2 separate regions of the Mus musculus genome follow, and region 2 is linked to region 1. Evidence: chromatin loops called from intact Hi-C (ENCODE). Cell type or tissue: heart. All regions are shown on one strand. Each heading gives the region's core, and the rest is flanking DNA. Links, peaks and the distances in the headings are about the cores only. Region 1 holds the start of Rhog (ras homolog family member G). Region 2 overlaps Nup98 (nucleoporin 98).

The links. Hi-C counts contacts between places; a loop is a spot of excess contacts. Peaks named below come from ENCODE experiments on the same cell type or tissue, not always from the same donor. Only the 100,000 strongest peaks of a DNase experiment are listed, where the experiment ranks them.
Region 2: a loop joins it to region 1, with 8 times the contacts of the local background. A loop is called at or near these places in 7 of 42 quality-filtered maps.

The regions. Positions count from the first base shown.
Region 1 is chr7:102,248,345-102,253,720 of GRCm38, forward strand. It overlaps Rhog (ras homolog family member G), which reads right to left and starts at 1,774. Exons shown (of 2, transcript NM_019566.3): 1 at 1,701-1,774. In heart, for the core only: a CTCF peak has its summit at 2,591 (motif pointing left); DNase peaks (open chromatin) are centred at 477, 1,767 and 2,427; H3K4me3 peaks cover 3,024 bases; H3K27ac peaks cover 2,950 bases.
Region 2 is chr7:102,189,609-102,194,984 of GRCm38, forward strand. It overlaps Nup98 (nucleoporin 98), which reads right to left. Exons shown (of 33, transcript NM_001287164.1): 3 at 5,341-5,376; 4 at 5,053-5,229; 5 at 2,295-2,434. Among named protein-coding and RNA genes, the nearest start is that of Nup98, 18 kb to the right of the region's middle. In heart, for the core only: a CTCF peak has its summit at 2,926 (motif pointing right); no DNase peak of the experiment used is centred there.

The DNA of each region.
Region 1 (5,376 bases), core at 127-5,126:
AAAGACAGGAGGGTCAGCACAACTCCCAGTCAAGGCTCTGATACACATCAGAAAATGTAGATACCCAACCTCTGCAGTTCCCACCAAGCACCAGGGACGAAAGACAAACACCTTGCCTCACATCCCCTTCCTGATCAAAATTTAAAAACCAGTAGAGACTTAAGTTAGACTCGTAGCACTTTTCCCTCCAGAATCTTGCCTCTGCCCCCTTCCTTTTCCTAGCAGGCCAAATGGCCCAACCTACTCTCCCCACTGGTTGGAACCAGTAAGTGCTAGGAGACAGGAACCTTAAAGCTAGTTCCCCCTGACCCCCCTCCCACACAACACACCACTACACACACACTCCTAGGCTGCCTTCCTAAGAATCAGGGTAGTTTGATTTCCCATGGACTTTCTCACTAATCTTATTCTTGTGTCACCCAACCCTGCCTGCTACAGACTGCTTCCCCTTGCCTAACCACAGTGTCACCCACCGCAGGTTCCCTTCATTCTGCCGGCTTCTGCTCTGGGCCTTCTCAAGGCTGAGGGCAGTTATTTTGTCTCTAAGAGATAAAGAACACCAAAACTTGCATGTTCACGGGCGTGTGCACATGTTTAATCATCTCCATCATCGGGAGGTTGCAGCCAGCATCTCTAAGCTAAAGACGTTTGAAAAAGGCTCTCAAACTCAGCAAGTTTAAAGCAGTTTCTGACACCAAAGCTAGATTACAGACCAAGGGAAGGAGACGGACTGAGGGCGGCAGGGAAGATAGAAACAAAATGGGGAGATATGTGTGTGGTAGTCAGAGGCTGAACAACAGGCAGGGCAGGGTAAATGCGAGATCAGGGCCTGGGTACATCTATGTGGTTGGGGGAAGAGCCGGAAGGAGGCGAATGTGGTCGACACTATGGCGAATGTGGAAGACAGTATGGGGAGTTCAGGTGAGGGAGAAGACGTTAAGAGCTCTCAATCATTACCGAAAGCCAGTACTCCAGCTGCCTCTCAAAGTCATGGAAGTTGTCAGTGACTATCGGTATAGTGGCCCTTTCCTTCCTCAGTTTATCCTCAAAATAAAAAAGGCCAGATTGAGTCTGATAGACACAACAGACGTGTTCACTAAATACCCGCTGTTGTATGGGACAGGAATAAAGAGGTTGGCTCAGAAAAATACAGAGAGGGAATGGGGATTCCCCCACCGAGTCCTCAGCAGCAACAGTGTAGCAGCTATGGACTGGCTCCGACCTTCCCGGGTGAGACTTCAGAGGCCTCAGACACCGCCCCCCACCCCCAACCCCAGCCTCACAAATGTCACAACTGCAGAGCAGAGAGCGCGCCTTCTGCAGCCCAGAGGCCCTTTCCTTTCACACACTACTGAACAGCCCCACAACTTCTGAGGGCACCCCACCGCAGAGTCCCAGCCTCACAGCTCAGCGCTTTCCCACTTCCGAGCCTCTCACGGTTCGGATCTCAGTGGTCCCTCGCGGACAGCAGGAGCTCGCGCTGTCCCTCGGATCCCACCCTCAACCCGGCCACCAGCGATCGGGTCGCGGTGGCCGCTGTCCCCGCCCGGCCTGCCGCGCCCGCCCAACTTGCAGTGAACGAAAACCTCCCGCCCTCGGCCTCCCTCCTGCAAACTTCCCGGCTCCCGGGTACCCAGTCCGGGCCAGCTTGAACTCCTCTTCCCAGGACCCCTGCCCGACGGGCTCGACCCGGGCCTCACCTGGTGCCCTCCCCGCGGCGGGGGAGCTGGGGGCGGCGGCGGCGGCTCTGGGCTCAAGAAGGAAGTGAGAACTGGAGGCCGGAGGAAGTGGGGGGGTGGGGGCCGGGCCGGCAGGGCCGGGGCGGGGCGCGGGGGCGGGCCGGCCGGGGCGGGGCGGACTAGGAAGTCGGAGGCCTCCCCCACCCTCCAGCCTCGGGTTTTCTGCAAGCTTTGCCCTCCGCACAGTCCCGCACACCCTGCTTCTCTCCACTCTTCGCCCCGTGAGCCCTGAGACCCCTTGAGTCTGGCCTCTCAAGGTCAGGTCTCCCCGCTTTCACTTGGCATCTCCCCCCCACCCCCCAGCAGGGGCCCTAAGCTAGGCGCTGGGCATTTGTTCTCTTCCTAGTATCTCACTCCCCGCCCCGCAGCCTCCGCGGGAAGGCTGAGAAATGCCTTCCGCTCAGCCCGGGAATCTAGAGGTAGCCGCGGCTGGCTAGGGGTTAGCCGGAATGGGTCAGGCTGGGGCAGTCCCCACCCCTGCCCTGAGCCTTGGGAGAATGCTGGGTGGTGGTGATTCAGCAGTGGGAAGGTCCCAGACCCCTGGGGAGGGTGGGGAGACAGAGGTGGGGGGAGGGCAGCTGCCGTCAGCACCCCGGGAAAAGACGTGATCAGCAGAGATGCAGGCGGAGCCGCGCGGGCCCCCAAAACAGGATGTCGTGTCGTGGTTCCGCACCTCGCAGCTCCGCGGGGCCCTGGGGAGGGGGCGGGGCGTGGGAAGACGTGGGGCTCTTCTTGTTCCCTGATCTCGCCCTGGCGCGCGGCTGTTTGGAGCGGTAGGACCGCGCCCAGGCCTGAGGTCCGGCTTGGGCCCTGGAGACCGGCGAGTGGACGGCCTCGAGGGCGCCCTCTGGTGCTTCTAACCCAGGCCTTGGGCGCAGTTTTCCTGGAGAATCCACAGTCTTGATTCTTTTAACAACTTTCTGGGTGCTCTACCACGTGCAGAGCTCCGCAAGGTACAGTGAAAACAACACAAGATAAACACCCCGTCTTACAGAGGACCTCCAAATAAAGTGGATCAGGTCTGACAGGTAGTTTAATGTTTCCAAGTATCAGTTTTTTGTTTTGTTTTGTTTTGGTAAAATCAACAAAAAAAATTTCTCCACCCAGAGGATGTGAAGATTACAGAATAGGTATCCGTGCTGTGGTACTGTATAGAAAGTCAAGTTAGGACAATCAAACTCAGGCTGGTCAGTGACTGACTAAACGAGTGTTCTCAGATTCCAGAAGCCTGTTCTCATCGCACAGGCAGTTTGTGGACCCCTTACTTCTTCTTTGGCCCTTAGGCAAATTCCTCCCAATGGGAAGAGAATAAATTGGAGGGGCTAGGGGAAATTTGGGAGGGCAGAACTAGTGTTTGGTATTTAATGGGAAGAGGTTTGTGAGTCCCAAAAATAACAGGGTCCTTAAGTGAGGTTTGTAAATCCCCAAAATAACAGGATCAGATTCAAGTGACTTCAATGAAGCTATTAAAAATACGTTCCAAGCCAGGTGTGGTAGCACGTTTGTAATCTCAGCATTCCAGAGGTGGAGGCAGGAGGTTCAGAAGTTCGAGGCCAGCCTGGACTATATAAGACCTTACCTACCTTAATAAATAAAAAGTTCCCGAGTTCAAGGCCAGCCTGGTCTACATTCCAGGACAGCCAAGGCTACACAAAGAAACCTGGTCTAAAAAAAACAAAACAAACAAACAAACAAAAAAACAAAAAACAAGCAAACAAACAAACAAAAGCCCAAACAAAAAAAAGAAAAACCTGAAAAAAAATTGAAAATTAGGCTCAGTGATAGATAGCATGCTTGCTTATCATGTGTTTAGGCCTGTACCCCAACACCACAAGCAATAGCATGTTTGTTTGAGAATCAATTGAGGGGCATCGTGGTAGGAACAGGGTGGAAAGAACATGGGGTAAAAATAGATTGAAAGACTGGGTTGGCAACCTGGGATCACACTCTGTCTCCTGAGCTCTGAATGCCTTGGGTTTGCCTCACCTTTGTCCAGGAGGGAGAACTTTCTCAGATATCTGTCTGATGGAATATAGAACTATTCGATCTGAAGCATCCAGTGGAGGAGTTAAAAATCCTAGGACTAAGTTTCAGAAGACCCTGAACTCTGGACTCTGCCAGTCAGACTAGAACAATCTTAGGCCACGACCTTACCCATTTCTGAGTCTCAGCTTCCCCCACTGGAAAACAAGGGGTTGGAGCAGATGATACCCTTTGGCTCTGACCTTCTGTGATGCACTCTTGAGAATAATAATTAAGTAATTGAAGTTTATGCATGTAGCATATTGCTCATAGTTCCTTAATATCACTTAGGTCATCCTGTTTTGAGATCTAGTAAATTGTATCTGTGTCTAATGTCTGTCTCCTCTACCAACTGCTAAGTCCTTTGAGGTTGAATCTGATTCATCTCTGTGTCCACCCACTGGGCCTGGCACAGGCAGGTCTGAGCACACATTTGTGTTCAGTAAACATCTGTGGAATGAAATTGCTTCAATAAATCACTAATATGTGTACGGTCATCGGCATCCAGATGATTTGGAGCCACTTTGGAGTCACAGATGTGAGAAGGGTCAATAAGGCAGGATAGACAGGATAGGCAGAAAGGTGGAGCCATATGGAAAGACTTCTTAGAGGAGGAGAATCTAAACTGAAGAAAGTTCATGCCATAGTCTTTTTCTTAGTCTTTCATGAGCTTTCCTAACCAGGTGAGTTTGTGTAAGTGGTATATGTCATAAGTTTACAGACAACTGAGGTACCCACAGAACCTGGATATTTAGAAATAACAGAACATAGGGAAGTTGTTTATTTGTTTTTGTTTTTTGTTTCATGTGGTTAAGCTCCCACACCTGATGAGCTGTGGCTGACCTTAAATGCCAACCTCTGTCTCTGAAAGTTTTTTTGGGGGGTGGGGGGGTTGGGGGGGAGTGGGGATGAGGTAGACTATACACGTTAGAAAATAGAGCTGATAAAATTCAAATCATGGTGGTGATGTATAAGGGCCTTTGGCCAGTCACACTATTGCACTCATCCCTTCAATTCAGTGTGTGTGTGTAGGTGTCTTCCCCAATCACTTTCTACCTTCAGTTGGGCTAGGCTGGGTGGCTAGCCAGTGCAGGGATCCTCCTGTCTCCTACTCCCCAGGACTGGGAATGCAGTGTACACCATTGTGCTATGCATACCTGGGTGCTAGAGAGATTTGAACTCAGGTCTCTATGCTTTCACAAGCACTATACCATCTGAGTCATCTCTCCTCAGCCCCCTCAGTGCATATTCATTGTAATCTGTTTGCTGCCTGGCATAATTTTACATTCTAACAACGAAGTAGAGGGGACAGGCAAGACCCTATTCTGATATTATTAGGAAAAAAGAGACCCGAGGGCTAGAGAGGGCTGGAGGACTCAGGGATTAAGGGTACTTGCTGCCATTGCAGAGGACCCAGGTTCTCATACCCACATGGAACTCCAGTTCCAGGGGATCTGATGCTGTCTTCTGAACTCTGAAGGTACCAGGCACACACATGATGCACATACACACATCACATGCAGGCAAAAATATTCATATACATAAAATATAACTAAATACATACATAAATAAGTATATAAATAAATAAATAAATAAATAAAGGACATGTTAAGTA
Region 2 (5,376 bases), core at 223-5,222, 59 kb before region 1:
CAGATGCTTGCAGCCAACCATCTGACTGAGCACAGGCACCCCAGTGGAAGAACTGAAGGAGCTGAGGGGATTTATCTGGCATCAGTGGGAGGGGAGGCCCTTGGTCCTGTGAAGGCTTGATGCCCCAGTGTAGAGGAATGCTAGAGCAGTGAGGCAGGAGTGGATGGGTGGGGGAGGACTCTCATAGAAGCAGGGTAAGAGGGGATAGGGAAGGGGGTTTGCAGAGGGGAAACCAGGAAAGGGGATAGCATTTGAAATGCAAACAAATATCCATTAAAAAAAGAATAATCTTAATATACATCATAACCTATATGTTTCATGCTGGAGACAGCTCAGTGATAAAGTGCTCACCTACCATATATGAGACTTTGGCTAAATCCCCACAATGACAACAAAAAGTAGATGTATGTTTCACATTTCCTGTATACATACTAATTACGTATGTAATTTTTCTTTTTTTAACTATTCTGCTTGTCTGCAAAGGGATCAAAGGACAACTTGCAGTTCTGTCCTCTACCATATGGGTGCCAAAGACCAAACTCAGTTATTAGGCCTTTACCACTGAGCCAACTCATTAGTCCTATAAAACCATTAACTACTTTTTGTTTGTTTGTTTTTGGAGACAAGACTTCTTTCTCTGTGGTGCCCTTGCTGTCCTGGAACTTGCTCTGTAGACCAGGCAGGCCTTGGAACTCAGAGATCAGCCTGCCTCTGTCTCCTGAGACTAAAGGCGTGTACAGTCACTACACAGTGTCATTAGTACGATTTTAAAAAATTATCCCTCCCACCCCAGGATGGGGTGGGGGGGACTAGCAATGGCTCAGCAGTTAAGAGCACTCACTGGCTGCTCTTCCAGAGGTCCTGAGTTTAATTCCCAGCAACCCACATGGTAGCTAAAAATCATCTGTAGGGGAACTGGAGAGTTGGCTCAGTGATTAAGAGCACTGACTGCTCTTCCAGAGGTCCTGAGTTCAATTCCCAGCAATCACATGGTGGCTCACAACCATCTGTAATGGGATCCAATGCCCTCTTCTGGTGTGTCTGAAGGGAATGACAGTGTACTCACGTATGTAAAATAAATAAATCTAAGGGGTTGAGGATTTAGCTCAGTAGTAGTTGAGCACTTGCCTAGCAAGCACAAGGCCCTGGGTTCAGTCCTCAGCTCTGAGGAAAAAAAAGAAAAAAAAAAAAGAACACTAATTGCTTTTCCAAAGGACCCAGGTTCAATCCCCAGCACCCACATGTTGTAACTCCAGTTCCAGAGGATGAAGGCTCTTGTGGCCTTTCTGGGCACTGCATACACAAGGTACATGTATATACATGTAGTTCAAACACCCATACACATAAAATTAAAAGACAAAACAAAGAAACATCAAAACCGGTTATTTTTGAGACAAAGTCTTACTACACAACCCTGACAGGCCTAGAATTTGCTATTCATGCTGGCCTTAAATTCACAGAGCTACACCTGACTCTGCCTCTCAAGTGCTGGGATTTTAAAGTCATCTGCCATACCCAATCTAAAAGTTTTTTAATACATTTTAAAGACAAAGAGCCAAACTAGGGATTGGAGAGATGGTTCAGCAGTTAAGAGTACTAGCTGCTCTTGCAGAGAGTCCAGGTGTTGCAAGGTAATTTCATCAGAGAATAAACACAGAATAGACTGTATTGCCCACTAGTGACTGCATGGCGAACTTGCCCAAATCAAGCAGCTCCAAGCCTCACCTGTCTGTCTTTTTTGCATAAAAACTGCATCCTGGTTGACATACAATTCAGTTAGGAGAGTTACTAAGAAGTAAAAACTAAATTAGTCAAAAAGCAAGGTTAATTCATTTAAAGGATTTTCCTGGATCCTGGAATTATGGGCCAGGTCTTTGATGGATTAGTTTCCTGTTTTGGTAAGTGTTAGGACCTACATGCTAGGTTCTAACACTAACAAATATTCATACACATAAACTCAAAATAAAAAATCTTATTTTGCCGGGCATGGTGGCACACACCTTTAATCCCAGCACTCGGGAGGCAGAGGCAGGCGGATTTCTGAGTTCGAGGCCAGCCTGGTCTACAGAGTGAATTCCAGGACAGCCAGGGCTATACAGAGAAACCCTGTCTCGAAAAAACAAAACAAAACAAAAAAATTAATTTTTTAAAAGCAAAAATGTGATATGTATTACCGGAGATAGGAGCAATCTGATCATTCTACAAAGAAATACACAAATGGGGAAAAATATACATTAAATTAAATATGAAATATGGAAGAAAATTAAATATTAAATATGGAAGAAAATACATACATTAAATTTGATGGTAGTTCCTGTAGGTGCTGCTGTAAAACTACTTGGCCCAAAAAGGGAGCCAGATGTGCTACCAAAAGGATTAGAGGTGGTATTTGTAGTTCCAAAGAGTCCTCCACTGCTAGTACTGGTTCCAAAATCTGTAAATTAGAAAAACAAGAATTAAATAGCAAACAACTAAATGTTAACACACCTTGAAAGCAGGCCAGGTTAGAGTAAAGCAGCACTGCTGTCACATTGTCAAGTACTCTTCATTTCTCCCGAGGAAACAGATTTAAGCTCTATTTCATATGACATGTGCTTCCCGGTTACAACTTTCAAAGGTAACAATTCCAAAACCATTGGTTAGCTAAATAAATGTTTATGTAGTTTTTAGATATTACAGACAAAACTAAAAAGAAACATTTTACTTCACATGTATATTTCATCTCATTTCTCCTTTTCTTACTAAGAATGAAAGAGTGCTGAATGAAGCTGTTTTTCTGAAAACATCACAACAGACATCACAACAGCATTATGCTTTTATTTAGATATATTATTTCATATACCCACACATTACCAAAATATTGTATATGTAAAGTGGTCCTATTGGAGCAATCAAGCATAGATAGGTTAACAACCCCTGGAAAAACTTACCATCAGAGGGCACTGTTAGCTATTTTACAGAAACTAACTCAGAAGCAGGATTGTAATCCAAATACTTGGGAGGCTAAGTAGGAAGGGCTGCACTCAGTTCAGTACTAGCCTGGACTAACTACATAGCGAATTCCAGGCTTGTTGAGACTACAAAGACACTGTCTCAAAAATCCAAGAAGAAACTAATATAGAAATAGTATTCTCTAGCCATGCATAGTGGCCCACACCTATAATCTCAGTAGAGGCAGAGACAGATAGACCTTTGTGAGTTTGAGGCCAGCCTGCTCTATGCAATGAGTTCCAGAACAGCCAGTGCTACATAAGACTCTATCTCAACAAAGTTATAGCTAGATATGGTATCTGTACTTACAACCCAGTCCTCAAGAAGCAGAGACACAAGGATCAGAAGTTTAGGGTCATTCAGAACCACTCTATCTAAAAAACCAAAAAACCAAAAACCAAAAACCAAAACCAAAAATGCAGTGATGGTGCACGCCTTTAATCCCAGCACTCGGGAGGCAGAGGCAGGCTGATTTCTGAGTTCGAGGACAACCTGGTTTACAGTGTGAGTTCCAGGACAGCCAGGGTTACACAGAGAAATCCTGTGTTGAAGAACCAAAAAAAAGAGAAAGAAAATAAAAGTGAGAGATGGGGAGATATCATTATACAAAAGCAAGCACTAATGACTGTCAGATGTAGTGGCATACATGAATCTCAGCAATCAGGAGACAGTGGCAGGCAGATGCTGAGTTTGAGGCCTGGAAAGAAAAAAAAGAGAAGAGAAGAGAAGAGAAGAGAAGAGAAGAGAAGAGAAGAGAAGAGAAGAGAAGCAAAAAAAAAAAAAAAAAAAAACAAGGCAAGGCAAGACAAGGCAGTCAAACAGAGAAAGAAAGAAAATAAAATTCTCATTTTTTAAAATGACTTATTTTTATTTATGTGCATTGGGATTTTGTCTGCATGTATGTCTGTCCAAGGATACTGGATCCCCTGGAATTAGAGTTACAAACAGTTGTAAGCTGCCATGTGGAGACTAGGAATTGAACCTGGGTCCTCTGAAGACCCAGCCCCAACACTATGTTTTTAAAATATGAGACGTTATACATATTTTAATAGAAATGTCAGTAAACAAGGAAAATCTTGCCTGCTAATACTTAATGTTAAGTTATAAGCATTATGAGCATTTTGATTTCTTATTAGTAAATTATCACTTCCAAGGAACTCTGATCCTAAATATATAGTTTAAAGTTGGTAGGACTATCTCTTTTTGGATTTTCAACCTGATCAACAGAATGGATTTCAGAACAGCCAGGGCTACACAGAAAAACGTTGTCTCAAAAAACAAAACAAAACAAAAACAAAAGCAACTACAACAACAAAAACCCCGAACAAACAAAAAAGATTGCATTCTATGTGGCATGTTTAAATATTTCAACATCCTTCCAGAAATGGTGACATAAACCTGTCATAACAACACTAGGGAAGTAGATGCAGGAGTTTGAGGCTACCCTGGTCTACATGAGACTTTGCCTCACTCAGACACACCAAGAAAAAGTTTGTTCTTTTTTTTTTTCAAAATCCCTACAGTTTTACCTTTCAAAAATGTTGGTTGCTTAGCCACTTGTATATTACTGTGCTCTTGTCACATAAACAGTATCACCTCATAGGGCAGTTAGTGGCTGCCTTAAAGTACTATATAGAGAAATAGCCACTGGCGACATATAGATTTACAAAGTCAACAACATCTGCAATGAGCAAAAAGTAGAGGAGTAATTAAGCAGTATTTCTCATTCCTTCTGCTCTAATCTCTTCGTTGTAAATGTGAGACACAGGCCAGGAGGCCTTTCTAGGTCAGACACATCTCTCTGTCTGTTTTATTGTGTGTGTGTATTTTTTTTAAACAGTGTTTCTCTGTTTAGCCCTAGATGTCTAGGAACTGCTATATTTACTGCCCTCTTTTCTAGTCTACTAAACTCAATACACTTTCAGGTTCTTCTATTTCTTGGTTTTGACCACTTGGTGGGAAAGGAGATAAGTAAACATAGAGCAAAGAGAACACATTCAGCAAACAAATCAAATATTAAACTAGTAGAAGTACAAGCCCAAAGAATAGTGTCCTACTTACTCCCAAAGCCAGTTGGTTTATTTTGTGCAAATGCATTGTTCTGGGATGAGAAAAGACTGGTCCCGGTACTTGCAGTTCCAAATAAGCTATTTGATGTTCCTGTTGATGTGCCAAACCCAAACCCAGTGCTTGTGGAGGTTGCTGGCTGGCTAAATGAACTGGTACCAAATAATCCTCCTGAAGAGATGGAGGGGAAGAAAACAAGTTATGTAGATAAACTGTAGTCACTCAGTAAAGTTCTATGCTAGCTACATATAAACCAGATATATTCCAAACAAAATCCCTTACCTGGTTTGGTCTGTGAATTTCCAAATAAGCCTCCAG